Linked DNA regions of Homo sapiens: all the other regions are linked to region 4. A link is a loop called in an ENCODE intact Hi-C map of the cell type or tissue named here. Cell type or tissue: mammary epithelial cell. All regions are shown on one strand. Region 1 overlaps MECOM (MDS1 and EVI1 complex locus). Region 2 has its middle 37 kb from the start of LINC02082. Region 3 overlaps MECOM (MDS1 and EVI1 complex locus). Region 4 overlaps LOC107986051 (a long non-coding RNA gene). Region 5 overlaps MECOM (MDS1 and EVI1 complex locus). Region 6 has its middle 14 kb from the start of ACTRT3.

Region 1 (5,000 bases), 70 kb before region 4:
GATAATTTTTTATTGAACTTATTTAACATCGGAGTATTTTCATATTTTGCCTAATTCTCTTTCGTGAAGAGAAAATGTGCTATTATTTAATTCAACAATATTTATCAAGTTCATATTACTTAATAGGTACTAGAGCTGCAAGTTCTTCTCACTTACAATTCTTCTTCTATGTATATTATCTATAATGCGTTAACAAGGAAACACTGTCAGTATGGAAAGGACTACCCTCGTTTGAATATGATAAAGTAGTATCAAAGGACAATACAAAATAACTCAGTGCTGTCAGTACCAAGTTTGGCTGCTTTTTAAAATTATTATATCTCAATTAGTTTGGCAGTCCTGTTACCAGAGAAGGAAAAAAAAGAAAAACATGTCTTCCGTGTTTTGTGTGTAGATTGTATGTCACACATTTCGGGTAAAGTCGTATTTCCAACTCAATGATGTGTCTCAGTCCTTTGTTAAGATAATTTTTCAGGCTTTCCTTTTTGTACCCTCTCAGTAGCAACTGGCTTCTGATTCTTCCACATATCTCTTGCACTCATCCTCATCACCTACTAGCATTCCTCTTACTCACTGTGATCTCCAACATCTCTCTGGTGCTTGTCTCAATTAAGACCTAGGCCTGTCATTTTGCCAAACTCATGAAAGACCTAGAATCCAGTTTTAGTGTCAGACTTGGGTTGCAACCTCAGCCTTCTCATGTCTGAGACTTAAAAAAAAAGCATAAAATGGATATAACATCACCTACTTCAAAAAGTGAAATAGTATATGCAACACACATATATCACATATATAATATCAATAAGTGGTAGGTATTTTATTCTGCTTTAAGAGTGCACATATCTAAAAGTTTTTTTAATTACCAAGTTGGTAAAAGAAATTAATTCAATGAATTAATTCAACATAGGGATATTATTTCCCTATGTGCTTAATACAAAATAGAATGGCAAACATTTCTAAAGCAGAAGGGATATATAGGTAAGTTTTATGTGTCTCTCTCTATCTTCAGAAAGCTCCCCATTCTCTTCTCACCACACCCATTCTATCTGCCTGCCTTCTTTATCAGCAGTGGCATCCAAAGAGCATATATTCTCTCTCTCTCTCTGAATATATATTAAATATAATTTACATAAAATATTTATATATCAATATATTATGCTATATGTTTAAATATAAATATATATTGAGAGAGAGAGAACCTCAAAGAGTGGCTAGCAGTGTATATGCTTGGAAATGCCCTTACTATTATTGACAAATATGGAAGGAATAAAGTGCACATTTGGGAGAACACCTTCTTGGTAGAAAATTGCTCTAATATTCAAAATCAGCCTTGACCTCATGATTTCAAAATCATTAAGCATTCTTGTCTACATTTGGAATGGAAAGGTACTGAATTCATGACAAATGCCTCTAATTTAGTGACTCCTTATTTTTCATGTTTTCTCGTTATTCCTATTCCTAGTCATTCAGTAGGGTTTTTCCATTATAAATAGGAACTTTTCTTCTTAAGCACCTAGAAGTGTCATGAGGAATCTCCAAGAACTGGACAGATGTCTCTATAGTTTTATGAGTGCGCTTCCCAGAAACCTACCATTGACTTTATTGTTAGTTCCTTTAAATGTCAGTGATTATGTAGTGATTGATATGTGAGACTGCTTCATCTCCAAAATCTAATTTTAACCTTTCAGAGTAGAGAAAAGAAAACTAACTGACCCACTTGAAGCTTTAAAAGAGAAATACTTGAGGCCTTCTCCAGGATTCTTGTTTCACCCACAAGTAAGTATTTTGGATTTGAGATTTCCAGCTTGTAAACTAACTTGTTGATCCTGAAAAGCAGGTGCAATGAAATGAAAGACATCTTGAGAACATTAGGATTTCCTATGACGCTGGTGTGGAAGAACACAGGAAATTCTAGCAGAATTAAAACCCAAACTCTTTAAAGAAAAATTAGTTAATATATGTGTAAAAATAACATGATTTCAGTGTTAAATGATTGTCTGCTATTAACTGTTTATTGAGTTAAAGTGCATTTTGGAGTGAGCAGGATTCAGTTAAGAAAATAAATATCCAAGATGTGTTTTGTGTGTGGTGGTTGCTGATACTAAGAAATAGATCATACTGTGACTCGTCCCATACTCATGAAGGTCATTCTTGTTCTTTTCGGGCTTAGATAAAAACAGGAAATGAGTCTACCTGACAAGTTGTTACCATAGAGGGTGAAGGAATTTATCTAGAGACCACTGAGCATTCCAGCAAAGCTCTGTAATTGCACAAGAATTCACCACAATGCACAGTGCTATTTGCAGAATAGAATTGTGTTCATTTATCAAAATATATACAGTTTATCATTGCAAGGAAAATGCAAAGCAGCACTATCTCTAATTGGTTCATCCTAAAGTCCTTATACATTTAGTAATTTTAAAAAACAGGTTTACATATTTTCCACCATGTGGAAAATCGTATTGAAAGAACAAATACGGTATATAAACATCTTGAATGTGGTTTCTTAATTTAAAATTTATTTTACTTTTGTTTAAAGGATGCAAGCTCTGGTCTTTATAGATAGCAACATTTTAATAAAAATTCTTAAAAATAGAATAAACTAATTTGTTCTGTTGTAATATGTTCAAACAAAAAATGATGGTTCTCTAATAAAATCAGGGGAAGTTTATGCAAGCTGTCTTATGGAAAGCTATGAGGTAATTAAATTAATTAAATAAAGATCATGGGATATGGTTCTTTTTTCCTTTTCCTTTCTGTTACCTCTTTTGTATTTTTTCAAGTATCTTTCTAGAGTCCTGAATAAAGAGTATGAGAGTTGTAACACAATCTTCTGGGTTAGTTGGATAAATCTACTATTACTAAAGAACTCTCACTCCCTTTCAAAATGAGATAATATGTGGTTTAGCAGTAAAAGTTTCAGAAACATTCCAGTTAGTATTAATTTTATATAGGAAGATTAAAGAATGTTACTCACATAATTACTTTATGGAAAAGAAGTAAGTTACAAAACAGTTAATGTTTATCGGGACTATATTTTATATTTAGACTGATCTAAATAGTACTTGTAAAGTTTCATAGGCTAATAAACTGGAATGTAGCACATATTTTGTGTCAGATATTGTACAAAAAGTACATCTCTCTTGATACTTCCTTTATAATTATAAATAAATACTTATGAACATATAATATTCATGTATACATTAATGTTACAAAAATTAATTACAGTAATATTAATTACAGTAGTCAAGTGATTTTCATGTTCTGATAATCTTTACAATTTAGTAATTAACCATTTCAAAATTGAGTGCTATGGGTTCACGGTAGAATGGAGAAAAACCAAAAAGGGATTCAGTGTCTTTGAACATCTTAGTCTACCTGGCTCTTAGTTTTCCTGTTTGAAAAATGAGAGAGTCGGGTGTAAGGTTTCTATCCACTTTGAAATTCAAAGATGTTTTGCTAACTAAGGTAAATTTACCAGTTCATAAGATGGGCAGTTTTGTCAACCATTCATTCTGTATGAATTCGCAGCTGTTAGCAATGTAGTAGGTATATATTTTAAAATAAAATCATAAGAGAGCAAATATGTTATATTTTAACATTCCCAAAGTTAATTAAGGATCACAAAAGATGAGGCATGTGTCCAGTGCTTCGAGCATAGCAGTCATTCCTCAGATCTTCACAAACACGCCTGTGGGAGCACAGTGGCAGTGATTCCCTCCTACACCAGAATGTCACGTCTTGGTGTAAGGGATTCCCTATTGCTGCATGTTGCTATTAGAACAGGACCCAAGAGTGGTGATCAAAATACTTAGAACCTGATGCGTCATGAATACCTACCAATCGGAATGGATTTCTGCCATTCTGGAGCAGGATACTGGAGGCTTTTGCTGCATCAACTGCCAATGTTTTATTTGCTGGATAGTGGGACTATCTGAGGGGTGTTTGGGGAAGAGGCCAAGGAAGCAGGGGAACACTCAGGGTGCTTAGGGCAAAGGCTATTTACCGACTATTACAGAAATATTTCATTGTTTTTATAAATATCATGGCTGTTTTCTTGTGTCATGCTATATATAGCTGGGATACAAGCTGGGATACAGGTGAGCCCTCTTCCTCTTTCATCAAGTCTTACCCTTCCCAGGGTAGCTGGAAGAGCTGGCATTTATGTACGCAACATATTTAGCATTGTGCTTGGCATGTGGAAGGACCTAAATGAGGAAGAGCTCTTATTAGTGGGTGCAAAAGCATTTTATTATAAATATAAATATTTATGCCCAATTTCTTTGCCAGGGCCATGCCATGTATCTAGGAGTGCTTGAAAAGATGCTTATTGTATTCTTGGCATGACCTCACTGCAGAAGTAAGGGGGGCACAGATCAAGGAGCCAAAACAGAATGACTTGCCTCTGTTCTTAGTGCTTGTTATGATTTCATAGCTAATGTGCTTGCATAAAACTGTTCATTGCTTCATTTTCCATTTAAGTATATTGGAGTAAATCACATGGACCCTCTCAGCATCTGGATCTTCATTTCAAAATGGGAATAATATCTGCCCTATTTCTTGGGTTATCATAATAATAAAGGGAGGATCAAATTCTCAATGTTTTAGGGAAAAGAAAGAAGGATGCTTCATAGTGGTATTCTCTGGGCAAGTCTGGTTTTACAATTTTTGAATATCTTTATATTGTTCCCAGCATATTCCTTCCCATTCCATAATTCCTAATCAGTGATAAGTGAACACCTCAGTAAATAAAAATATATTGAATTTTATTGAAAGATTATTAGGCTATATTATTGCGTTTTGGAATAATACGTATTTTAAAAATTCTGTCAAAAATACTTAGAAGAGGCCGGGTGCGGTGACTCATGCCTGTAATCCCAGCACTTTGGGAGGCCGAGGCGGGCGGATCACCTAAGGTCAGGAGTTCAACAGCAGCCTGACCAACAGAGTGAAACCCCTTCTCTACTAAATACAAAAAAATTTAGCCGGGCGTGGTAGCA
Region 2 (5,000 bases), 180 kb after region 4:
TCCACAAAAGCTGGAATGTGGATTTAGAACATACTATTCTAAAGCTTGAAGTATAAGTGACAAAAACAAAATAAAACAAAAACAATCAAACGAAACACCCAGAGAAAACACAAACCATAACATAAAAACAAACAAACAAAAAGACAGTGTTACTCTAGTACCTCTAATACTTCTTTACTATCTTATTTTTCTACATCTGGCATTTTGCATTTACATAGAGCCAGAGATGGTCCATGCAAGCAGGCACAGAAACCACTTATGAAATATTCAGTGCTTGAAAACACATCTCCTGCTCACCACTCCTTAAAGTATTCCCTTAAGAGAAGCTCTCCTTTGAGGCACCCTCCACACCTCAGTAGATATATTCAACTAATATGAAAAATCAGAATATTTCACTCCCTGTAGAGATTGCTGGGACAAAACTAAACATAGTTAGATTGCTGGGACAAAACTAAACATAGTTAGGTGGCAGGGGAAAGGAGGAAAGAAGCACTCAGATGGGAAAAATATGGGGATGGTTGCAATGGCAGTAGATATGCCTTGCCTGCTTTGCGCTTTTCCAAAATGGGCTTGTCACTTGATGGGATAGTTTTAGGTCATGTATAATATATATGGCTATCACTGAAATAACCAGTTTTTCCTCCAAGGAAAGTGAACAAAGCTGGTTCAGTAAACTAGCCAGCTTCTGTTGTAATTATTTTCAATCTGCTACTTTGGGTGTATATTTAATCTAGTAATAAAAATATTTTGTTAGGAAAAAAATACTTGACATTTCAATTCTGGGCATTTTGTTCTTTGCTAAAAACTGAGAGGAAAGGGTGGGTGTTGTAGCTTAGAATGAAAAGAAAAGAATGGGCAAATTGTGATAGACATTCTCTAAGGAGAAAGGAAAAAACAGGCTTGGAAGGTTAAGTAAAATTTAGATAAGAAACTTCAAGTTTCTTTATTGAAGTTCTTTAAATTGATGATCATAATAACGAAGAAGTAAAAAGAACATTGTCCAAATATTCAGTCTAATTTGTATGATAGGAATACTAATGTCTGACCACCGTATTTTATACAGTTTTTATAATAAACAAAAATTTTCAAATGATATAAAATTATTGTAGCAACTACTAAGCACTTACTTAGATATAGCATTGGTTTTACTCTCACTAGTTTATGGAAGCCAGGTCAGTTTGCCCAGTGATGTCTTTTCTGGTCACTCTGCTTCCATCTTTGATAAAATTTGTGAAACACAGTTTTGAAAGTAAAAAAAATTTAATTGGGATAGTTAAATAATTAATTGGAGAAAGTTATCACAGACCTAGAACTTTTAACTACTGCCAAGATATTATTTTTTTCCTTTCATAGACTGGCAAAGATTACAAGGTTTGACGTACATAGTATTTGTCAGAGTCAGAGCTAAAAGTACTTCTCACACCTATATGGTGTGAGTGTAATTCAGTGAAACCATCTTTTCTGAGGGGGATAGACACAGTTTTAAGTAAACAAGCTTTATAATTATGCAGCTAGGGAATTTAACATGCAGAGAAATTATACCTGTGCAAAGAAATAAATGCAAGATTTTTAACTGCAGCATTGTTTTTAATAGCAAAAGACTAAAAATAGTCTAAATATTTATCTGTAGGGGATTTATTAATACATTTTAGAGACATACAAAATAATACTCTGAAACCATATACAAGAAAAGGCAGGTCTGTGTAGACTGATAATAGAAAGATGCCTAAATGTATGGTTTAGTGAATAAACAAAGAAGCAAAACATAAAATAAATCTTTAGTGCAATCACATTGTGTAAAATAAAAAATACATGATAAGCTTAAATGTGGAAAGAACCCCAGCACACTTTAAAGGTGGTTATGTTTGAGGGGGGAGGGGGAAACCAGCAGGGAATCTTTCACTGTACACACTTATGCATCCATCATTTTTTCAAATTATTCTTATTATCACATATTTATGATATATATAAGATACATGAAACAACAAGTTTGAGGAGAAAATAATAGCATTTACTTTTTTTTTTGAGCTTGAATCCAAATTTAAAAGAATGAGGGAGCTATGGCCCTCTTGTGGAGAACTTCAGCAATGCACTTTTCTTAAAAGTCTCAACGTCTAAATTTATAGGTAGAAAGAACTAGAATTTTATATCATTTAATATCACAACATATATAAAATTCAATGCCATTGAATGTAGTTCTTTCAGAATCTTGGAAATATCTTTGTACAATCCGAACTTACCATGCATTTTCTGTGTGCAACACGATGGTACCTAATAGTTGCATTTCGTGGGAAAGGTCTGAGCACACCAGCTTGCTGTGAGAGTATATTTGCTAGCATACATGATTCAATTACAGGAAATGCTGACCTCTAATAATTACAAAAGCTTGTTGCTAATTAAAAAACAGTCGTTGCTTATGCCAATCTCTACACTACGATCTATGTAGACAGCTGTCACCTCCAAACTGAATCACTGTATGTGAATAATAAAGGTGCTTATTTTCATGGGCTAATTTAAAACATTTCTAACAAGAGAAAATATTTCAGAACTATACATGGCTATGTCAACCGCCGAATTCCCTCGGTCCGGTTGAAGGCGTGCAGAGTTTCCTGTCAACCTGTGCTCCGAAGCAGAACAGTCTCCAACCCGACCACTGTGACTTGCTCCATATTAACTATGGGCTACCTTGGAAATGTACCGTCTCTCATTGTAAAACTCCCCAAAGGGCAATTCAAATCACATTTAGAATTTCCTATTTACATTGCAATAGCCATGGCAGAAGTTTGAATGTCACAGTACAAATCTGGTACCAAATGCTGAGCATGTTCAGCGGATTCAGTTTCAGAATTCACTTCACATGAGCATATTTTCATCAAGTGAAAGGGGGAGGGAGTGTCATGGGATAAGATTGTGATATGAACTCTGGACTTAACTCTTCATCATCTTTAACAAGTAAACTGGTGTTTTTGCCTAGGCAAAAAAGAATTTACCAGACTAGATTACATAGTAACCCTGCCTTTTAAACTCTTATGCAGAAAAATCAAGTGAGAACAGACCACTAGTATTTCCAGTTAAATTTCATGTGTGATAAAGGGAAATTTGGTTAGAACAGCTTAGCAAATAGAGGCAACTTTCTTGAAGAGGAAATTATTTTTCTAGACAACTAATGAAGATTGCTAATTATTTTGCTTTCTCAATAGGAAATATATTAGGACATCATTTTTATCTTTTAATTTATTTTTTAGTATATGAATTTATAGAAGTAGATTTTTCAAAGTAAATAAACTAACATCATTTTCAGCAAACTGTGTTTTGTGTGCTTTGTTTTGCCTTTAAAAACATTCTAATTAATGATCTGCAGGAAGAAAATGTTATTCTAACTGAACCCAGTCACACACATGCATGGGATCTTAATCTCCAGATTCCTCAGTTCACCCAACTGAGGTGAACTTGAATGAGCTCATCTAGACAAAGCTGGAAGTTAAAAATGGCATTGAGTAATGCTATTTCATGTAAATGGCTGGGTGGTTGAATTCACCTCTGCCCAATTTTTCCTATTTCGTGGACGTGTACATTTATTTGCAGTACATGATGATATGCCTAGCAATTTGTTACAATCTAACATTAAAACAATTTATTCTGACCTGTCTGAAGTTTGTTTAAAGATAAACTGTATCAAAAGACAATGTGTAATTATCATAGACTTCCAGGCTCAGAAAAAAATATAGTCTTATTATTTGGAATTTAAACAGTCATGGAAAAAATAACAGAGGTGTCTCTTGGCTAAGACTGCCTTTGAACAGTCCTGAATTTGGAGACATAAATTTTTGCCTTAATTTGAAAACTGATAGAATCCACTTGGGTCTTGAACTATGTGTGTTCAAATATATGTGAAGGGACTAGATCTATCATTATGTGGCGTATTCTCAACTCAGGTTGAAGAAAACAAAACATAGCTTGTTATTCACTATACATTGGGGAGAAATTTATTTTTCTTTAAACTTTTGAGTTTATTAAAACACTTGAAACATGTCACTTACACCGGGTTTTGATAACAGGTTCACATATTAGATTACTCCATTGGATTGAAACTTACACTTTTCTAAAGAAGTAGGACAAATATTTTTGGATACCCAAAATTCATTCCATAAATTTTGTTTCTAGTATCAAACAAAACAAGAAAGGGGTAAAGCAGGTTTTGTTAGATGCAAGCTTCAAAAAAGATAAAAGCTAGATTAGAGAATCATATATATTAAGACAGTTACTCTTTAACAATTTTTATGGTGGTCTTAAGCATTATTCAGTACCAACTTGTTGAAACATATTATTTTAAACCTCAGTGCCATCTAGTTAAAGACATTCTATGACAGCCTTACCATACACAGTGTGTACCATAGTATAATGGAAAAATAAGGGACTTGGTGAGATTTGGCTTCTATCCTAGCTCTGCAAAATAAAGATGACAATACTTACCACACATTGTGCTGTCAGGCATTAGAGATAATGTTTAAACAACAGCTGGCCCAGGCCCTGGCATAAAGCTGGCAAGAATAGCAATAAGTAACTTTATTCCTAACAAGCACGTAAATTAAAGCACAAAGGTCAAAGACAAGAAGCTAGAGCTGCCAGAAGAAAAAGTATAAAAGTCACTGTTAGAACTCATCCTTCTTATACAAGATCTAAATTTTAATTTTTAATTCAACCACAATGTTTCCCAGCCTTTACTGATGTTCTATTAATGGATAGATTTTCCAAAAGGAAGAAATTACTTAGCCAAGTTTCTCATTATGTAGAAACTATGAAACTATAGAACTATAGCTAGAACTATAGCACAACAGCATTTAATGTGAGCAGCCTTTTTTTTTTTTTTTTAGACGTAGTCTTTCTCTGTTGCCCAGGTTGGAGTGAAATGGCATGATCTCGGTTCACTACAACCTTTGCCTCCTGGGTTCAAGCGATTCTCCTGCCTCAGCCTCTCGAGTAGCTGGGACTAGAGGCAC
Region 3 (5,000 bases), 110 kb before region 4:
TTAATATTTAGATCATCTGTCCTGATACATGTTTGCAAATTAAAGCTGGTTTGAGATTACAGTAAAACCATTATTTTTAATAGCCCATTTCAAGGGCAGTGCTAAACACTGCAGAACACGCATGTTACTGATTACTGCTGAGCAGACAGCGGCTTTTGCAGATTAATTTGTAACTGGGAACTACTGTAAACAGATTTCACCAGAAATCCCAAGGAATAAAGGGAATTGGTGATGGTATTTGGCTCCTTGTATTTATTTATTGTTTTAGAAACCTTCTGATGGAAAGCAAGCTAACAGGGGAAGAAGCAAGCCCCTTGCAAAATCCTTTTCCTCTAACCTTCTTTCCTGTTTCATTCACTTATTGGGGAAGATGGATCAGGTCTTCTAAATAATTCTTATTTAAATAGCAAGAAGACCCTTTCATGAGAAACAAGGCCAGTCTAACTACTGTGGGATTTCAGAACCCTATCTTTAAACTTTAAGTTGTGTGAAGAAAAAGTGAGATGACTCTGCCTTTACATGAAGTTATTGTTATATACCTAAAGGAGAAAGGGAGTGGGATGGGGTGGGGGAGAGGGGAGGGAGAGACAGACAGACAGACAGACAGACAGACACACACACACACACACACACACACACACACACACACACACAGAGAGAGAGAAAGAGAGATTAAGATTTAGTGTTTTGTTAGCTTCCTTTGCCCAGGTCCTTCTGATGATTTCCTTTAGTCTTTTTCACAATTTATTCAGTGGAGAACAAGACTGATGATGACGATAATGATGATATTAATATAATAATAATGATGATGCAATGAATTCTCCATTCTTCTAGGTACATCTTCCAAGGTCTCGGAGGGTAAGCGTTCACTCTTGGTTGTATTTGGGGAAGAGAAGCTCAGACGTAGGAATAGCCTTCTCTCAGGCTGATGTCTACATGCCTGGACTGCAGTGTGCCTTCCTCTCGTAGCTCGGAAGGACGCGGAACGGCGGGCGAGGCGGAAGGCAGAGCTGTGTTGCCGGCGCCTGGCGGGCAGAGGCGGGTTCACCTGGGTGGCTGGAGCCGCCGGCGCTGCGCTTTATTTCGGAGCGCAATGCCATCTACCGGCGTCCTGCCGTACCTGCAAGTATCCAGACCTTGAAAGTCGCTCCGCCTCCCCCCACCCGAAGCCAATATAGGGGAAAAAACTCGGAGGCCCTTTCCACGAAATCCTAATTTAGCCAGGACCTGCCAATGATTCCAGACGACCTTTTGTTTTCCTACCGACGTTTCCTCGTTTTGAAAGCAGTTTTGTAAAGGGCAAGGAGGTGGGGGCCGCAGGGTTGGGGCGCTGAGCTCCCAGACCCCCTGATCAGGCCGCACTGTCTGAAGCAATCGGTTCCCCAGATTACTTGTATTTAATACACAATGCATCATAAAACAAATCCCTCATCCTGACAGGAAGAAAATAGAACAGCTCATAGCTCGAGCCGGTCCAATTTATGGCTAAATTAAAAAAAAAAAAAAAAAAAAGAAAGCTCCGACAATGGGCAAGTTGAGGGAGGGCAGGAAATCAATGGCCACGAACCAGGAGCTCTTAAAGGTTCTCAAGCGCCCAACTCTACGGGAATATCTGACCGGGTTTTAGGTTATTTACAAAGGATTTTTCCTGTCCTACCTACCACTGCTGTGCGATTTTCTCTCAAACAATGGCCATTATCTGAAATAACAGTTCAATGTCACAGATAACAGGCCACCGAAACAAATTAGTCACCACCTCTTGTCATTTTCTCTCCCCCAATCCCTCCCTTTTGCTACTATTTTTGTTTTTAAATCAATATTTTGGGAAAATATAGTTCTACTGGATTTACACGTTTATTTGCACTTGGAGAAAACAAAAAGTGGGTGGCACTTGTGTTATCCCGTTTGCAGCTAAAGTTTAACCGTCAGCACACTTTCCAGCCCCTCTTGCCCCACCTCTCCCCCGCAAGTGTCCCTAGACTCGCTTACTTTGCTTAACTTTCCATTGTTGAGCTGGGGAGTTGGATTTTGTCCATTTGTTTTTATGAATGGAGTTTTGTGATAAAAACGCGTTTACTTCCATTTAGCCAGTGGGATTTACTAAATCTTACAAAGTTGGCCATGAATAAATCTGTAGACCCTTTTGTTTTGCTATGTATCCCCTGTATTCTTTCTTCCAATGTCTTTTCTACAATGTATTGGTTTAAATGTACCCAAGGTATATTAGAAAGTTATTAAACATAGGATAGTACCGATTACTAAAAGCAGCATTTATGATGTTAAACGTTCAAAAATAATCTGAGTCGTCAAATTGCTTATTGCACGTTTTGGCGTTCAAGGTGTTTTAATTAATGTATCAAAGAAAATGGCAAAGACTCACCAGACAGTCATCAATCTCTCTAAACCCATAATATGCTGTTTGGGCGGGTTATATGCCAATAATTTTTCAGATTTTAAAATATCTTTAAAGAAAAATATGGTTTGAAAATTTTGCACGCCCTTCCTCTGACCTAGCTACAAGAATGAAGGGAATAAATTAGAGTATGAGTTTCAATTAAAAAAATTTTTTTTAATGCTTAGCAGAAAACTGGAAATGTACATGTCAACTTTTCACTCTTGAGGTTGCTGTTTTCTGAGAATTTCTAAACTATTTATATTTAGTCTGAACTAGCGTCCCTATACCCTAAGCTTTATCCTCCCCACTCCAGCACTACCTCTCCCCCCTACCCCCGCCCCCTCCTGCCTCGGTGCACACACCCTCACACCCCTGAAAGCACTTCTCTACCCTTCCCCATCCCTCCCATCCCCCATCTCTCTCTCTCTCACACACACACATGCACACACACACTCGCGCGCACACACACACACACACACCACACTTGTGCTTTCAAGACATCGAAACGGAGGCTATTTCCCTGGGGAAAGAAATCCTGCCTGGCGAGATCTCCCCATTGGTTGTTTACCCGGAGAAATCTACATGTTTAAGGGGGATGGTGCATCCATAATCAGTCTGTCCCTATAGGACTTGGGTCTTGGCGACCTTTTTGTGACCTCTCCCGCCAGAGGAGGCTGCTGTCACTTTAAAAATTTAAAAGAGGAGCCCGTCTGGCTTCCGATCAGATCACTCTGGGCGGCGGGAGATAGCTCCCTTTCTCCCTCGCCCCGGGTTCTTTCTGGATGGCCGAGCAGATCCTCTTTAAAGAGACAGTTCATGAAATAGAAACCCGGCGGCTGAGCTTGGAGTTGCGAAAGGGGACGATCCCGTGAGGGTCCAGGACCCGCGAAGGCGCTGCGGAGGATCTGAAAGGGGGATAGAGCTCCCCTCGCCTCCCCAGGCCCCCCACCTTTTCAAACTCTCCTCCTCCTGCTTGTTTTCCCCCATTGGAACTGGGAAGGAGAAGTAGAAGTTTTAGTGGGTTTCAGATAACTTTCATTACACATCGGGCTGATAAGAGCAAGAGAAAGTGAGAAAAGAGGGAGGTGATGTGAACCAGAAGGAATAGCTCCGAGCTCATTTAGGAAGGGGGAAAAAGCCAAAACACACCAAACCCGGGTCACCCAGACGAAAGAAGACTTCATTTCTTGTATTAAAAATACACTGTTGGCGGACAATAAATCCGAAACGCGTGGTCCTGGAGAGCAGATCCTAGAGACGGACAAAGTTGTCAGAGACCCATTTGGAAATCGAGACGCGAGGCTTTTAAAAAATTATTATTATTATTTTTAAACATCTCTAAATGTTGCTCGGGATCGTTTGAAAGGATTTTCGTGCAGGAGCGTTGGGGGCTGCTGATTATTTTATTTTGTTTATTTTGATTCTTCTGTGAATGCCTATTATTGCTGAGTTGAGGCCATAGAAATCTAAAGGTAAGAGAACTCCTCACTTTAAAAGGAAAAAAAGTCTGGGCGATGTGAAAGTTTGTCACTTCGGACAGTTTCCTGCCGGGGCACCGTTTCTACGGGCGCCCCCCGCCCCCAGCCTTCTTTCCTCCTCGCCCGCAGTCTCGCGGAGCCCTGCTGCTTATCTACGTTGCTAAGCCGGGCGATTTCCTTGTTCCTCCTGCGAAACGGTGCGGTCTGGACACGTCTCCGGGGTGGGTCGTCCGGCCTTCGGTGGGTTTCTCTGCCGGCTTGTCGGCCTCTTTTCCTTGCGCTCTTCTCCTCCTTCCCCTCCCTCCGTGTGTCTCTGTCCGTCGGTTTCGGGGACGCACAAGGTGCGGTTGCCAAAATCTGAATTCCTGGCACTGGCCACGCGACTTTGGAGCCGCTCTCGGCCGAGTTCCACCTTGCCAAGTAACAGCTTTGCTGTCCAACATCGTGTGCTGCTTCGCGAGAAAGTCACATTCGGACCCTTTGGCTAGATTGTGGGGATTTTTTTTTTTTTCCTTTTGCTGTTGGTTTTTTGAAAGGGCCTTTCTCTAAAGTCTACCTAAACGGTTTTTTTTTAAGCTATCTTTGGAGGTTGACAGCTTTTAAAAACACAGGAGTGTGTTATATGAAATGACTGAAGATGTGTCGTTACTTTATTTTATTCGAGATTTCCGACACGATTAAGACATTTGGGAGACAAATGCAGTTCTGCTAGCAAATCAAAAGTGAATAATTCACCCAGGGGGCAAACGTTTCTGGAGAAAGCTAAGCTTTTGTCTTGGGGCAAGAATATTGAGAGGAAGAATGTTAATATGATGGTGAAATCTTTGAATAATCGTATAACAGATTAGTAAAAAGACATTCTTTGGAAATGAACCTTTTTAAAAATTAATTTTGCTGTTGACAGTGGCAATGCTAATAATGTTAACACGGAATAAAATTACACCTACAATTTTTATGTGCAGTGTATGTAATACTTAACTCCCTGCCCCTGTGAAAGGGTATGCTTGAAAGCTAAGGGGATGGATGCTTCTTGACTTTGAAATTAACAAGTTTTCCACGTCTCTCTGCAAATATGAAATGGAATTAGTATTGCATTTCACTGGCTTTATTCTATGTCCTTTATTAAA
Region 4 (5,000 bases):
TGAGTTGGCTCACTGGACTGTATTGCCTGCACCCACTGCCAAAGCCTAACTCTTAATTCCCACAAGTAGAAGCAAGGATAAAATTACAAAACACTGAAATGTGGTTCCCCAAAGATATCTTGTAGACATTTTGTTTTTCCCCATATGGAAGGGTTAAGTGATAGGAGGAAAATGGCCTCAAATATTTGAGAAAATGCTATATAGAGACAAGTATGAATAATTAGGGAAAGAGCTTCTTCTTTTTTTTTTTTAATGAAAAGCTGTGGGGGTTCTATGTATTGGTGCATGGAATACCTTCCCAGTTCCAGCTACATCATTTGTGGGCAAAGTACAGAGCCTCAGTTTGACATCTTAAGATGGAGATGACATCTGTTTATCTTGTGCTTTTATTTTGAGATCTAATCTATTACTAGGTTTGTAAAAAATATTTAGTAGTTGATAATTTTAGAAATTATAGAAGCAATTTAAACATGGTTAAAAATAAATACTTGCTAGTAGTTTATACTAAGAAACATAGTATTCTTTTCCAAATCTGTAGTAACTGGAACTTTCTTCTGTAATTAATTTTATTATTATATCCTCAGCTATACAGAACACATATTAAGTAAAGGCCGTTCTGAAATATTCATATTAATTAAAGATTAAATATGGGCCTATGTAAGAATATGGCCATTTAGAACATTTAGAAAAAGTGAAATAGGTTGAAGGTCAGGTCACTGGCCTGTTCACGGGTAAAAGGGGTGAGGGGGACTTTTATTTTTTCCTAAAAATAAAAGCTGTTTACATTATAAATTATGAAATCCATTTCAGTTGATTTAAAAATATCCTAGTTATATTAGCTGCATGTAGACAAAATCTCAATATACCCTGGTAGCTTGTTATATATTTTTCTTTCATATTATTATGAAAACGTAGATGTCATAAATTATATTTTATTAAGCCATGTTTTCATTGCAACTCACTACATAAGGATTAAATTTTAAACACCTCACAAATTCACCAAACTAACTCTTAAGATTATCTGAGGATTTTCTTCTTCTAACATAGAAGTAGCTTTTTGTGATTTTACTAATTTAAAAAGTAACACATGTTAATTGTTAAAATAAACCAAAGCAAACAAACAAACAGTAAGAAAAATTCAGAATCTACAAGAAGTTCTAAAAAAGAACAAAAAGAAAATCCTCCATAAGATGATTACCCAGACATAATTGCTGTTTTGGCGTATATCATCCAAATATTTTTCTATGCAGTCATTCGCAATTTTTTCCTAAGTGGAATCATACTATATATAATGTTTTCAACTTTATTGAAAGTTAAAATGTTCCATGGCTTTCAATGTCAATAAATATTTACTTATAGTATTGTAATGGCTTTCCTTATACCCCATTTGTATGACTATAATTAATTTAACAAATTCTTCTTCTTTGACATAATTTAAGTTTTTACTTTCCCAATTATTTTTACTTTAAAATCTATACTCTTATTAGTCTGATTGTTACCACAGGATAAATTCTTAGCAGGGAAATTATTAGGTTAAAAATGTTAAAAATTCACATAAACAATTTTTATATGTATATTGAGTATATAATTCTAATCTTGTGAATTGCCTGTTCATAGCCTTTGCCTACTTTTCTACTCTTCATCTTTTTTTCAGACTGACTCCTCATAGTACTTCACATATTAAGGCTATTGCCGTTCATTTTGCAAATTCATGATTTTAAAATTCATTTTTAAAATTCATGATATCCAAGATTCCAAGTAAAAAATGGCCAAGTTTGTATGAGCAGTAAAGGGCAGGGGCACATAAAGAAATAGGTATGAACTTTTAAAAAAGATTCAGGGTATCCCTACATACTACTTAATATAGTAGCTGAATTACAACATAAAAAGATAGAATTTGACATTTAAAAAAAAGTCCTATAGTTAACATTGTAAAATATTGGCCATACTTTAGAAACAGATGCTGGAATCTTCTGTGGGACTTAGTAAGTGGGACACATACCTTTTGGCTTGCATAATCCACAGGGATGTGTTGGATGACCTCTCAAGATGTCCCTTTGCCCAGGGTGACTATTGTTTTCCATTTTCACGCATGAACGTGAGGTTCCTAAAAGCTCTAATTCAAGGTTCTTTTCAGTTAATCTACTGATGCTATCTATATTGTCCTTCTTAAATTGTTTTTTAAAAAAAAGATTCTAAACTGTATTGCCAAGTTTAAGAACAAATATAAGTAGGTTTTTTATTCATTTCTTCCTAATAGCAAAAAGTACACACGTAAGTGTGACTATGAGTCATCTTCCTAAGCTTTAATTTCTTACTGCTCTCTTGTGGCCATTCAAATGAACTGTCCAGATGCTTTTTTTTTTTTTTTAAACAGATCCTATAATATTAATAGAAACAAATTTTCCAAGCAGGGTCATTCAATTTTGTTCGTGCGGCAAATTTACAGTCTTTGACATTTGAACATTAAGGCCATAAAACAATTAATTTTATTATTAAACACTGGGACAGGGTTGCAGAATAAGAAAGGCCTGTAAGCTTCTTGTTTTTTAGTAAAACCAACCACATTGTTATTCATCTATGAAATCATCAAGAGGCTGAAGTTTGAAATATTTCTGGCCATTCTGAAGGTAAAATAATGCAATTCCCAGCTTGTTCCCTTACTGTGGTTTTAAGAATATCAGTAGGTACAGGGCGCAGTGGCTCATGCCTATAATCCTAGTACTGTGGAAGGCCAAGGCGGGTGGATCACCTGAGGTCAGGAGTTTGAGACCAGCCTGGCCAACATGGTGAAACCCCGTCTCTACTAAAAATACAACAATTAGCTGGGCGTGGTGGCTCATGCCTGTCATCCCAACTACCCAGGAGGCTGAGGTGGGAGAATTGCTGGAACCTGGGAGGTGGAGGCTGCATTGAGCCGAGATCTTGCCACTGCACTCCAAACTGAGCAACAGAGCGAGACTCCATCTCAAAAAAAAAAAAAAAACAAAGAAAGAAAATCAGTAGGGTCTAAGTTTAGTCATCATAACTTAAAACAGCCTCTTTTTGGGGAAGAAAATAATTCAAATAATGGCTATACATAAGAGTACAAATAAGATATAGCTAAAAATTTATTATATTGCAGTTTGGTCATGTAATACTGCCTGTAAGTAGAGAGGACCCCGGAATTGCAGTCTTAGCAATGTTAAGAAGGCAAAATGAATTAAATGCTTTATTCTTTCAGTCCTGAGTATCAGTCATACAAACTGTGTTGTTCTCTAACATCTCTAATTCATTTGACCACAATTCCTGTGACTACAGGTATTAAAAAATAGCAGCTTTTAAGCACAGTTAGTATTATATCTACCCTGCCATAATTAGCATATGTGTATTTGTATAGTCATCCCTCCTGTAAGATGAGGTCCATGTTGGGCATTGTGATATAGAACTGAACTCAAAGGGTCCAAGATTAAGTTCCTTCAAATAATGTGTACTGGAGCACCATTTATATGCCAGGTCCTGTTATACTATAGTAATCAACTTCCCCCAGAGACATAGTCTCATAGAATTTGTAGTCTGTGGTATGAGACAGACAGAATCAAAAAAGGACATGAAGGAATGTGAAACTACAACAAGGAAAAGTGCTATGAAAAAGGATATTGAGTGAGGAAAATCAGAGGAGGCCTTCCTGAGGCTGTGATGATACAGCTAGGATGTCAAAAGGAGTAGAAACCAATGAGGCAAAGAGGAGGGAAAGAGGAGAAGGATGAACATATACAAAGGCCTTGCACTGAGAGGGAGCAAGAAACTTTTAGTAAAAGGAAGCTATGGTCAATGACTCTGCAGTAAGAAAGCAAGAGGAAATGTGGGATGATTTAAAGTTGATGTATGTATGTTTTGTGAGCTCAAGCAGTTAGTTTGTCTTTATTATACTAGTATAAGAAAGTTATCAAAATGCTCTAAGTAAGTGATGATAGGCTCTCCTGTTTGTAAAGATTATTCTGATTGATATATGGGAAGCAGATAGACAGGAGTCAGAGTGATGAGAAGAGAGCCCTCTGAAAGGTATTGCAGTAGTCCAAGTGAAACATAATGGTAGCATTGACTGGGATGAGGAATATGTGAATAAAAGGATATGGAAATTCTAAACTTCAGGACTCAGTGATGGATTGGATATTAAGGGTCAGTGCGACAGAAGTAGTGGAGATAATTCCTGGATTTATAGCTTCATAACACATTGAATGCTGGTTATATGTACTAATAGAGGAATACCAGAGGTAACCAGTTTAGGGAGAAAGGGTGAGTTTAAGTTGTATATGAGACAGTCAAGTGGAGATGCCAAGAAGAAGGCACTTTGATATGTCAATCAAGAATTCAGAGGAAGATTCTGTCATAGAAAAATATTTGAGCAAATTTGGTCTTCTTTTTTTTATTTACAACTTTTTGGATAAAGGGGGTACATGTGCAGGTTTGTAATACGGGTAAACTGTGTGTCGTGGGGGTTTGGTATAGAGATTATTTTGCCCACCAGGTAATAAGTATAGTACCTGATAGGCAATTTTTTGATCCTTTTCCTCCTCCCACCCTCCACTCTCAAGTAGGCCCCGGTGTCTATTGTTTCCTTCTTTGTGTCCATATGTACTCGATGCTTAGATCCCACTTATAAGTGAGAACATGTGATGGTTAGTTTTCTATTCCTGTGTTAATTTGCTTAGGATAATGGCCTCTAGCTGCATCCATGCTGCTGCAAAGGACATGATCTCATTCTTTTTTACGGCTGTGTAGTATTCCATTGTGCAAATGTACCACATTTTCTTTTCTTTTCTTTTTCTTTTTTTTTTTTTTTTTTTGAGACAGAGTGTCACTCTGTTGCACAGGCTGGAGTGCAGTGGCGTGATCTCGGCTCACTGCAAGCTCCGCCTCCTGGGTTCACGCCATTCTCCTGCCTCAGCCTCCCGAGTAGCTGGGACTATAGGCGCCTGCCACCATGCCCGGCTAATTTTTTTGTATTTTTAGTAAAG
Region 5 (5,000 bases), 180 kb before region 4:
TGCCTTTCCCTAATCTTCTTCTTCGATTTTCTTCCTACTTTCCTTCCTTCCTTTATTCATTGATTTAGCAAATGATTTTTAAGCCCCAACTATGCGCCGGATATTGTTCGAGCCTCAGGAAATACACTAGTCAACAAGACAGACAAAAATTCCTGCCCTTATGGTCTTTCTCTTCTACTGGTGAGAAAAGACAATAAAAAAGTTAAGAAAAAAGTGTAGCTTATTGGCAGGCACGGTGGCTTAAGCCTGTAATCCCAGCATTTTGGAAGACCCAGGTGGGTGGATCACCTGATGTCAGGAGTTTGAGACCAGCCTAGCCAACATGGAGAAATCCCGTCTCTACTAAAAATACAAAAATTAGCTGGGCGTGGTGGTGGGCACCTGTAATCCTAGCTACTTGGGGGGCTGGGGCAGGAGAATCGCTAGAACCTGGGAGGCGGAGGTTGCAGTGAGCCAAAATCGAGCTACTGCACTCCAGTCTGGGTGATAGAGGGAGACTCCATCTCAAAAAATAATAATAAAAATAAAATTAAATGCAAGAAAGATAAAATAAAGCAGGTAAGAGGAATATGAAGTGTTAGCAGGTGGGAGGAACAGGTAGAAATTTTAGGTAAGGGAGGTCTCACTGAAAAGGCAATATTTGAGAAAAGAAGCAAGTAAGTGTTCTTTTCTTTTCTTTTTGCTTGTTTTTGAGACAGAGTTTCACTCTGGCTGGACTAAACAGCTCACTGCAGGCAGCCTCTGCCTCCCAGGTGATCCTCTCACCTCAGCCTTCCCAGGTAGCTGTACTACCAGTGTGCACCACCATGCCTGGATAATTTTTTTGTATTTTTTTGGAGAGACAGGGTTTCATTGTATTACCCAGACTCATCTTGAACTCCTAAACTCAAGTGATCCACCTGCCTCAGCTTTCTTAAGTGTTGGGATTGCAGGCATGAGCCACCGTGCCCAGTCTTATTTTCTAACTATATAGTTAGAAAATGTATATTTATTTACTTATATTTATATTTGTTAAAATGTATATAATTGGAATATATTATATATTAGAATTATACATATTAGAATAATATATATATTAGATCCTTTAAAAAAACTTAATGAGATGGTTCCTAGGTTAGGAGGTAAACTTATAGTTAACTGTATTCTTGATAAAAAATTAGGATGATTTTATATATATATACACATGCTATTATTATATATAGCAAACTAATGTATATAATATATATATACCATTATATATATACACACACCTATATATGTAATTTAAATTTATGATGACAGTGGATTTGGGCATGCAAGTGTGACAGACTTTCTCTCACTCCTTCTACACCACACACCCACCCCTACATATGTAGCTACATGTGTGTGCTCAAATATATAGTGGTGTATATATAGCATCCTGATTTTTTGCCAAGAAGAAAGTTAGCTATAAGTTTACCTTCTAACCTAGGAATGATCTCATTAAGTTTTTGTTTTGTTCTGTTTTGTTTTTAAGACGGAGTCTCGCTCTGTCGCCCAGGCTGGAGTGCAGTGGCGCCATCTTGGCTCACTGCAAGCTCCGCCTCCCAGGTTCAGGCCATTCTCCTACCTCAGCCTCCCGAGTACCTGGGACTACAGGCGCCCACCACCACGCCTGGCTAATTTTTTTGTATTTTTAGTGGATACGCGGTTTCACCATGTTAGCCAGGATGGTCTGGATCTCCTGACCTCGTGATCCACCCTCCTCGGCCTCCCGAAGTGCTGGGATTACAGGCGTGAGCCACCGCGCCTGGCCTATTAAATTTTTTTTTAAAGGACCTAATATAGATTGATATTCAAGTTGAGCCAGAGCTATAAAAAGCTAAGTACCTCTGTCTATGAAATTATTTTCAACTAATTCCTTTGATTCTGTGATACTTCGATGTTTGCTGTTATAGCGAGATGAGGATAATGTGCTGAATTTTATAGTTGTTGCAAAAAGCCCACAGCAGCAACACTGGGGCCCCACAGACACACATCCAAGATCATGACATAGCTCAGGAGACAGCACACACACACACACGCAGCTATATACGTAGGGGTAGGTGTGTGGTGTAGAAGGAGGGGGAGAAAGAGAAAGTTCTCTGTCACATTTGCACGCCCAAATCCACTGTCATCACAAATTTAAATTGGATACGGTGCAACATTGTCTGTCAAAATAAAACTGTAAGAGTAAGTAAAGAGAGAACTTTTTAATTCCCTGAATGATTTTGGGCAAGCAGTAGTAGGCTTTTTGATGCCTAATACAGAATGATTAAGAAATAAAAGTTAACACTGATATGGACTGCATTCTGTAGTATGTGAACACAAAAAGGATACTTTCCTAATTGGATACAGTATTCAAAATTCCACAAGTTCTGAAGTCACTGTGTGAGACCACAGGTTACAGGCTTTTCTGAGAGACACTCTGCCTCCCCCTGCCTCACCCTGGATGCATAGCACTCCTTGATTTGTAAAATACTCATTCCAGTCAAAAGGGAAGTGTCCTTTTGTGATCCCTGGCATCACTTCCTGTTTTTCCTTGTAAACTTCCCACCCAAGCTGTGGCATTATTGGGATCATTGCCCGAAGTAACTTTCCATTACATTGACAAGTCAAGTGCATACATCTGATTTGAGTGTCATCCTTCCTCCAGATTTCAAAAATTCTACTGCAAATTAAACAACCCAGCTCTTGTGATCCCTGTTGAAAGTTTTATCTTCTTAAAGATCATTCTGAAAAATGAAATTTTTTCATGTCACACAATTTTGATTAATGGATCCTTTTTTTTTCCTGTAACTTTTCAGAATTTGTAGACTTCTTAAACCTAATTTATTTTAAAAGCACACAGTAAGATGTCTCTTCCCATTAAAATAAAAATATATTTCTCTTCTGGATTATCAACCTATAAGCTATATTGCTAAACTTTTAGCTTTACATGATTTATAGTAGTCAAATGATTACTGCCCTAAGCATTAATTTCACTATAGAGCTATTAAAATATTTAATTAGAGTCACTGATAATTTAGGATGTATAATAAAATTGTTGTCAAGGCCATGTTGTAAATTCTGATTATGTTTGTAGATGAGTGAGAAAAACTACCCTATGCTGAAATTTTTATAAATTTTGAAATTATGGGGATTATATATATATATATTACATATATATTTTATTTTGTAAAATAAAATATGTAAAATAAATATATATATAGTTTTTTGAGATGGAGTCTCGCTCTGTTGCCCAGGTTGGAGTGCAGTGGTGTGATCTCAGCTCACTGCAATCTCCACCTCCTGGGTTCAAGTGATTCTGCTGCCTCAGCCTCCCAAGTATCTGGGATTACAGGTACGTGCCACAGTGCCCAGCTAATGTTTGTATTTTTAGTGGCGACGGGGTTTTGCCATGTTAGCCAGGCTGGTCTCAAACTCCTGACCTCAGTGATCTGCCCGCCTTGGCCTCCCAAAGTTCTGGGATTACAGGTGTGAGCCACCGTGCTCGGCCTATTTATTTATTTTTAAACATTTCATGTATATAGTAGTGAGGTTATGTTAATTGTGCATAATTTACGAAAATGCTAAATATTTTGCTTTTTAAAAATCTTTCTGAACTTGAGCAGTGTTATCTTTAAGTACAATGTTCTAGTTTATTACAAACCCAAAATGTAATCCTATATCAGAATCTTTCCTTTGTGTTATATATTTTATTGTCTCCACAAAAATGTTTTATTAAAAAAAAAAGACTCCAAGAGTCTAGCTATAGTTCATGTATGCAGGCAAGAGGTGGGAATTCTCTGTGAATGTCAAATAGAAGTTAATACAAACCCATGTAGTCATGTTTACTCAGGTGCCAAAATCCAGATCATTCTGTTATGAGTTCATCTTCTAAATATATGGCTCTGGCTATCTGCGGATCATCCACCCTCCTGTTACCTACTTGTGCAAGGAAGTCAAAATGAACCCACAGAGATGGGGTATCTGTCGGTTGTTCTCTATGGTATCATACCTGTTTATTTGTGTGGCTAGTAGAGACTAAACTTCCTCAGTAGATTTTTATGACTTAAATTATAGGGTAATATATTTATTCTGTTTTAAGTAACTCCGTGTAAATGGTGGCCACGGCGATAGCTTAATGTGCGTTTTTGTTTTTGTTTTTGTTTTACAGATAAACACTGTCAACTTTTTATTGAGCTACCTACAGTATTTTTGCTATGCATATCTGTATATCTCTTTTGCAAAATTAAGATTGCATTTTCATAATTTTATAAACTATTTTTCTTACTTAACAATATATTGTGAAATTTCACAAGGCTTTCCCCCAATATTGTAAAGTGTTTTCATGAATATTATTTTAATGTACTAGATTGAAACATATAGAATTAGTAATATTTAATGTTTTTTAACCTATAGTGTACTTTTTTTTTTTTTTTACTAGAGAAGGTTTGTGTAAATTAGCAGTACATTTATTTCTTCTCATTTCAGAAATAGCAAAAATGTATGCAGGAAATGGGGGAAGCCAGAAGACCTTGCAACCTGGCAGCCAGTGGTCAGATGTCATTTCAGAGATTTGGGAAGGTTTCAACTATTGCTTTTAAGATACACCTATGCCTAAACACCACTAGAAATGACACAACTTATTTCTATCCCATAGGCTTGAAATAAGTAAGAGAGAGTTGCTATGAATTTGGTTAAAAGAGTAAACCTAGTGAGAAAAAAAGTAGTTTAGATGGTCGTCATTTTGACATCAAATGATGGCAACCAAATAAGGTTATTTTCACCATCATACCATCAGAAAAGAAAGATTCGGGATTTGGAAATCAATGAAAGCAGCCAGAAAACTTCCCTATTGTGCAACAAACAAGACGTGGAAACACTCGTGAGTTGACTCTACTCAGAGGTCCAGAAAAATAAAGGTTGACACTAAAATAACTTTGGCTTACATACGACTCATGGCAAATGCTAAATAATGAAAAAATATGCCTTTCAGGTCTAAAATTTTCTGGGTTGTG
Region 6 (5,000 bases), 710 kb before region 4:
AATGCTAAGTAATCTAATTAATAATGCTTTCTAATTTTTTCAGTTACAAAATTAATGTGACAATATCATAAAAAAAGGTGAGAAATAGAGGGACTACAGATGTGCACCGCCAGCCTAATTTTTAAAATAATTTTTTTGAGAGTCAGGAGCTTGCTATATTGCCCAGGCTGGTCTTGAACTCTTGGCCTCAAGTGATCCTCCCACTTTGGCTTCATTTCTACTACCTTAATCTAGTTCACTATCTTTTTTTTTTTTTTTTTTTTTTTTTGGAGAGAGAGTCTTGTTCTGTTGCCCAGGCTGGAGTGCAATGGTGTGATTTTGGCTTACTGCAACCTCCACCTCCCAGGTTCAAGTGATTCTCCTGCCTCAGCCTCCCAAGGAACTGGGATTACAGGCACGTGCCACAACGCCCAGCAATTTTTGTATTTTTAGTAGAGATGGGGTTTCACCACGTTGGCCAGGCTGGTCTTGAACTCCTGACCTCAGGTGATCCACCTGCCTTGGCCTCCCAAAGTGCTGGGATTACAGGTGTTAGCCACTGCCCCAGCCCAGTTCACCATCTTCTACAAAGACCTGACAGGTCTTTCTACTTCTTATCTTGCCTCACACCCATTACCAATTCATTCTTCACAACGGAACTAGAGTGATCTTATTAAAAGGCTAACTGAGCCATGTTTTTTCTCTTCACAACACTTTAGTGACTTCATGTTGCACTTGGAATAAAATCCAAAATTCTTATCAAGGCTTTGTATAATCTGGCCCCCTGCTTACCCCTCTGTGTCCCCACCCAAATCTCAACTTGAATTGTATCGCCCAGAATTCCTATGTGTTTTGGGAGAGACCCAGGGGGAGGTAATTGAATCATGTGGGCCAGTCTTTCCCATGCTATTCTCGTGATAGTGAATAAGTCTCACGAGATCTGATGGGTTTATCAGGGGTTTCCACTTTTGCTTCTTCTCTCATTTTCTCTTGCTGCCGCCATGTAAGAAGTGACTTTTGCCTCCCACCATGATTCTGAGTCATCCACAGCCAGGTGGAACTGTAAGTCCAATAAAATCCCTTTTTCTTCCCAGTCTCGGGTATGTCTTTACCAGCAGTGTGAAAACAAACTAATACACCCTCTTCTTTTCTTGCACTGTGCTTCAGCCACACCAGCCTCCTTTGTACCAAACTCTCATCCTGGGTTCTCTGCTTAAATTGCACTTGTAGTTCCTGGCCCCTTCTCTCCTCCTCAAGTCTTAACTTAGATATCACCTCCTCAGAATCCTCTCTGACCCCCTTTTGAAGCAGGTTACCCCTCCTCTTATGATCTTCTGTTGATTACCTTTATAACATGTTTTCCTAATTTGCAATAAATTATTTGCTTATCTGTGTTCTTCACTGGGTTATAAGGATAGGGGCAGAACCCAAGTCATTGAGTTCATTGACAGATCCCAGGTGCCTAGTACATAACAGGTGCTCAATAATTGTTTGTTGAATGCATGATGGAGTGCTGTTGGGGCAGAGAACAGACCAGCTAATTGTAACTATGATTTCACCAGCACAGAGGCAAATGCTAAGTAGATATCTGTAATTAATAGTGCTTTCTAATGTTTTTCAGTTACAAAATTAAAATTTAGGTCATTATTTGGTACATTTCTTTCCAGTCTCTCTTTGTACCTGATGTATATATTTTATACCTGTCTCTTTTTATACCTGATATATATATTTTAGACAATTATATGTCAAATTCTGCTTTTTTATTTAGTAATAAATTATAAATATTATTCCATGTTATTACAGAGCCTTCAGAACCATTATTTAATATTGTTGCCTAATGTTCCATTTAATGGATGTATCATAATCTATGTAACACTTCACCTACAGATGAATATTTAACTTGTTTTCAATTTTTTTACTGCTATCGTGAATAACTATGCACAAATTTTTTTATGTTTTTAGATTGTTCCTTTACTTAATTACTAAGGGTGCATCACTAACCCAAAGGGTAGTATTTTGTTTGAAGGAGAATTGTCCAGACTTGTATAGAACCTCTGGGTAATCTACCTATGTTACTTTCTCTTCTGGAATTTCCCAAAATAGAATTTATCTTGATCACTATGTATATCTGGTTGTCAACAGGACTAGATCTGGCCACAGCTGCAAACCTTGAGTAGCTATGCAGATTGAATCATTCAATCGTTTCCAGAGTCCTTCTACTACTAAAATAAAGGACACATTATATCTTCTCTGTCTTATCTTTCCTCATCTTCTTTCCTGCCTTGCTTTCCCTGCCAAAAGTTTTGATAAAGCAGGAGGTAAAGATGGCAGGGAGAGAGATAATGGCTAAAAACACAGAATCTGTTTCTCAGAGTTGTGTGTGTGTGTGTGTAGTATTAAGTCACGGGGGTCAAGGGTATCAATGCAGAGGCTGAATACATACATAGTGGTGCCTCTCCTGCATCACACCCTCCTCCTGCATTCAGTTGCAGCCATGCATCATAGGTAGGATGGATTGACTCTTGCCTGTATCCAAGGATGGTTCTAATCCCCTCTCTTGCCATCATGATTGGTTCTGGGATGGCTTCATCAGAACAAAGTGCTGAACTTCAGTTTAATGGCTGAGTGAAGTAAGAGTTTTCTCCCCTTTAATGGGAATGAAGACGTTAGTAACTAGTGTTGCTCCTATCAGTCACTTGCAACTAAGAGGGAGGCCAGTTTGAGGACAGAGTCAACTCACAAAGAAGGGCAAAGCCCAGGGAAACACAGAGAAAGAGAGGTGGAGCTCTGCCTTTGGACTTTCCAAAATGTGTGAGCTTGCCCTGCCTTTCGACTTTTCAAATACATGAGCTGATGAATCACCTTGATTGTTTTAGCCAGTTAGCGTCAGGGGTTTTGTTGCTTCACTCAAAAGTACCTTAACTGATGCAGGAAAATTGGCATGACTGCTATATGATTGCTATCTTACCAAATAATTGTATTGTGGCACTGTCCTAGAAGAGAGGTTAGCGTGGTTTCTGTCCTAGAAGGAAATGTTCTCTACAACACAGGAGGCATGCCTCAGAGACTTCTGGGACCAGCTCTTCTCCCAATTTGTACCCCTCTTCCCTGGATACAATGACAGATGGCATTGTAAAGACAGGACATGCAGCTTTCAGAGGCTATATTTGCAAGTAAATTTTCTCCTATTTGAGACCCTTTGCAACTACCAAATACCATGGACATGGTTTGTGATTATTTGTAATATTAAATAGGAAAGGCACAGGGGCTGTCATTCTGGGGCAGAACAAATCTTGTTTACAGCCCTGTGCTATTCGGGGATGTAGGCCCCAAAACTAGGAAGCTGGGGGCCAGGCGCAGTGGCTCACGCCTATAATCCTAGCACTTTGGGAGGCCGAGGTGGGTAGATTACTTGAGGTCAGGAGTTCGAGACCAGCCTGGCCAACATGGTGAAACCCTGTTTCTACTAAAAATACAAAAAAATTAGCCAGGCATGGTGGCACATGCATGTAGTCCCAGCTGCTTGGGAGGCTGAGGCAGGAGAATCGCTTGAACCCAGGAGGTGGGGGTTGCAGTGAGGCAATTACACCACACTGCACTCTGGCCTGGGCAACAGAGAGAGACTTTGTCTCAAAAAAAAAAAGGAAATTGGGACACAGAGCGTGCTCGGAATATTTATTCTCAGAGGTGAAAGACTTTTTCTTTTTTGTGTATGTGTCCAATGTGTAGCTTTTCAATAATGAGATATACAATAATAAAAACTCACAGTTCTCTCACCTTTCTCCATCTTCCACTCCCACTTTTCCTTTTCTCAGTAGAAGCTCTCACCTTATTTGGTTGCTTGTTTATTACAGACAGATTCATGTGATTGATGTATAACTGATAGGAGAATATCTATCTAGTTAAATATTTGTCTTAAAGTTAATCTTTAAAAAGTGACTGTTAAAAAGATAATTAAGTAAATGTTATTTGATAGCTGTCCAAAGTGTCATTCCTGTTATGGAATAAATCTTTCTTTGGTATTCATTGCAACAACCTGACTATAGCAAAAATAGCACTGCTGTTGATAATCCTTCTGAGTGTTTGACTTCCACATTCAAAGGTCTCCTCTCTCTATCAGACAGAATGGTGTTCCTTAACCAGAAAGATTGGGCTGGGCTCAGTGGCTCATGCCTGTAATCCCAGCACTTTGGGAGACTGAGGCAGGTGGATCACCTGAGGTCAGGAGTTCAAGACCAGCCTGACCAACATGGTGAAACCCCGTCTCTACTAAAAATACAAAAAAAAAACAAAAAAAACAAAAACCAAAAAAACACACACACACAAAATTGGCTGGGCATGGTGGCACAAGCTTGTAATCTCAGCTACTCAGGAGGCTGAGGCAGGAGAATCACTTGAATCCAGGAGGTGGAGGTTGCAGTGAGCCGAGATTGCGCCATTGCACTCCAGCCTGGGCAACTCCATCTGAAAAAAAAAAAAAAAAAAGAAAAGAAAGAAAGAAAGATTGTTTTACCTGTTCATTAGTGTAATTTTCTCTGGTGCAAGATATGGAATTAAAACAGGGTTATACAGATAGCAAGTATCAAAGGAGAAGAATGGAGGAAATGGTTTGAATTCACCAGTTCTCTCGACTTTTCTCCACTCGTTCTTACCTTTTTCCTGGTGTTAACTCTGACCTTTTTTGGTTGTTCAACCTTCATCTCAGAGATTCTGTTGCTGATTTTTTAAATAGAGGACAAAGATCCAGCTATAGTATTCTCAATTTTGTAGTATTTATGCCACTATTTTCCAAAAGTATTCTGCATGGTATTTGTTTATTTTTTCATCTGCTTATTCATGTATCCATTCATCCAATAAAGAATTACTGTTTTATTAAAAGAATATGCAATAGTTACCAATATTAAAGGTTTTAAAATTCAGAAATATAATGCCACAGTTAACAAAGTATTAATTATTTAAATGAGGACTTAATACATTAGAATGCCATCACTAGTAAAATATAAGTATTTAGGTGTTAAAAC

Evidence for each region. Peaks named below come from ENCODE experiments on the same cell type or tissue, not always from the same donor. Only the 100,000 strongest peaks of a DNase experiment are listed, where the experiment ranks them.
Region 1: it touches region 4 in a loop (3-fold over the local background); 10 of 110 quality-filtered maps call a loop at or near these places.
Region 2: a loop joins it to region 4, with 5 times the contacts of the local background. A loop is called at or near these places in 10 of 110 quality-filtered maps.
Region 3: a loop joins it to region 4, with 5 times the contacts of the local background. A loop is called at or near these places in 13 of 110 quality-filtered maps.
Region 5: a loop joins it to region 4, with 6 times the contacts of the local background. A loop is called at or near these places in 2 of 110 quality-filtered maps.
Region 6: it touches region 4 in a loop (3-fold over the local background); 22 of 110 quality-filtered maps call a loop at or near these places.

What each region holds. Positions count from the first base shown.
Region 1 is chr3:169,109,563-169,114,562 of GRCh38, reverse strand. MECOM (MDS1 and EVI1 complex locus) reads left to right here. Exons shown (of 17, transcript NM_004991.4): 9 at 1,689-1,776. Among named protein-coding and RNA genes, the nearest start is that of LINC01997, 110 kb to the right of the region's middle. In mammary epithelial cell, no CTCF peak of the experiment used is centred here; a DNase peak (open chromatin) is centred at 2,192; H3K27ac peaks cover 2,292 bases.
Region 2 is chr3:168,862,202-168,867,201 of GRCh38, reverse strand. No RefSeq gene overlaps it. Among named protein-coding and RNA genes, the nearest start is that of LINC02082, 37 kb to the left of the region's middle. In mammary epithelial cell, a CTCF peak has its summit at 2,068 (motif pointing left); no DNase peak of the experiment used is centred here.
Region 3 is chr3:169,145,590-169,150,589 of GRCh38, reverse strand. All of the region lies in intron 2 of MECOM (MDS1 and EVI1 complex locus), which reads left to right. Among named protein-coding and RNA genes, the nearest start is that of LINC01997, 150 kb to the right of the region's middle. RefSeq lists a silencer at 1,092-1,151. In mammary epithelial cell, a CTCF peak has its summit at 1,105 (motif pointing left); DNase peaks (open chromatin) are centred at 1,039, 3,049 and 4,169; H3K4me3 peaks cover 3,076 bases; H3K27ac peaks cover 2,507 bases.
Region 4 is chr3:169,039,150-169,044,149 of GRCh38, reverse strand. All of the region lies in intron 1 of LOC107986051 (a long non-coding RNA gene), which reads left to right. Among named protein-coding and RNA genes, the nearest start is that of LINC01997, 39 kb to the right of the region's middle. In mammary epithelial cell, a CTCF peak has its summit at 2,320 (motif pointing left); no DNase peak of the experiment used is centred here; H3K27ac peaks cover 871 bases.
Region 5 is chr3:169,215,999-169,220,998 of GRCh38, reverse strand. The region is part of intron 2 of MECOM (MDS1 and EVI1 complex locus); the gene reads left to right. Among named protein-coding and RNA genes, the nearest start is that of LINC01997, 220 kb to the right of the region's middle. In mammary epithelial cell, a CTCF peak has its summit at 2,438; no DNase peak of the experiment used is centred here.
Region 6 is chr3:169,752,765-169,757,764 of GRCh38, reverse strand. No RefSeq gene overlaps it. Among named protein-coding and RNA genes, the nearest start is that of ACTRT3, 14 kb to the left of the region's middle. In mammary epithelial cell, no CTCF peak of the experiment used is centred here; DNase peaks (open chromatin) are centred at 2,074 and 2,824; H3K27ac peaks cover 1,844 bases.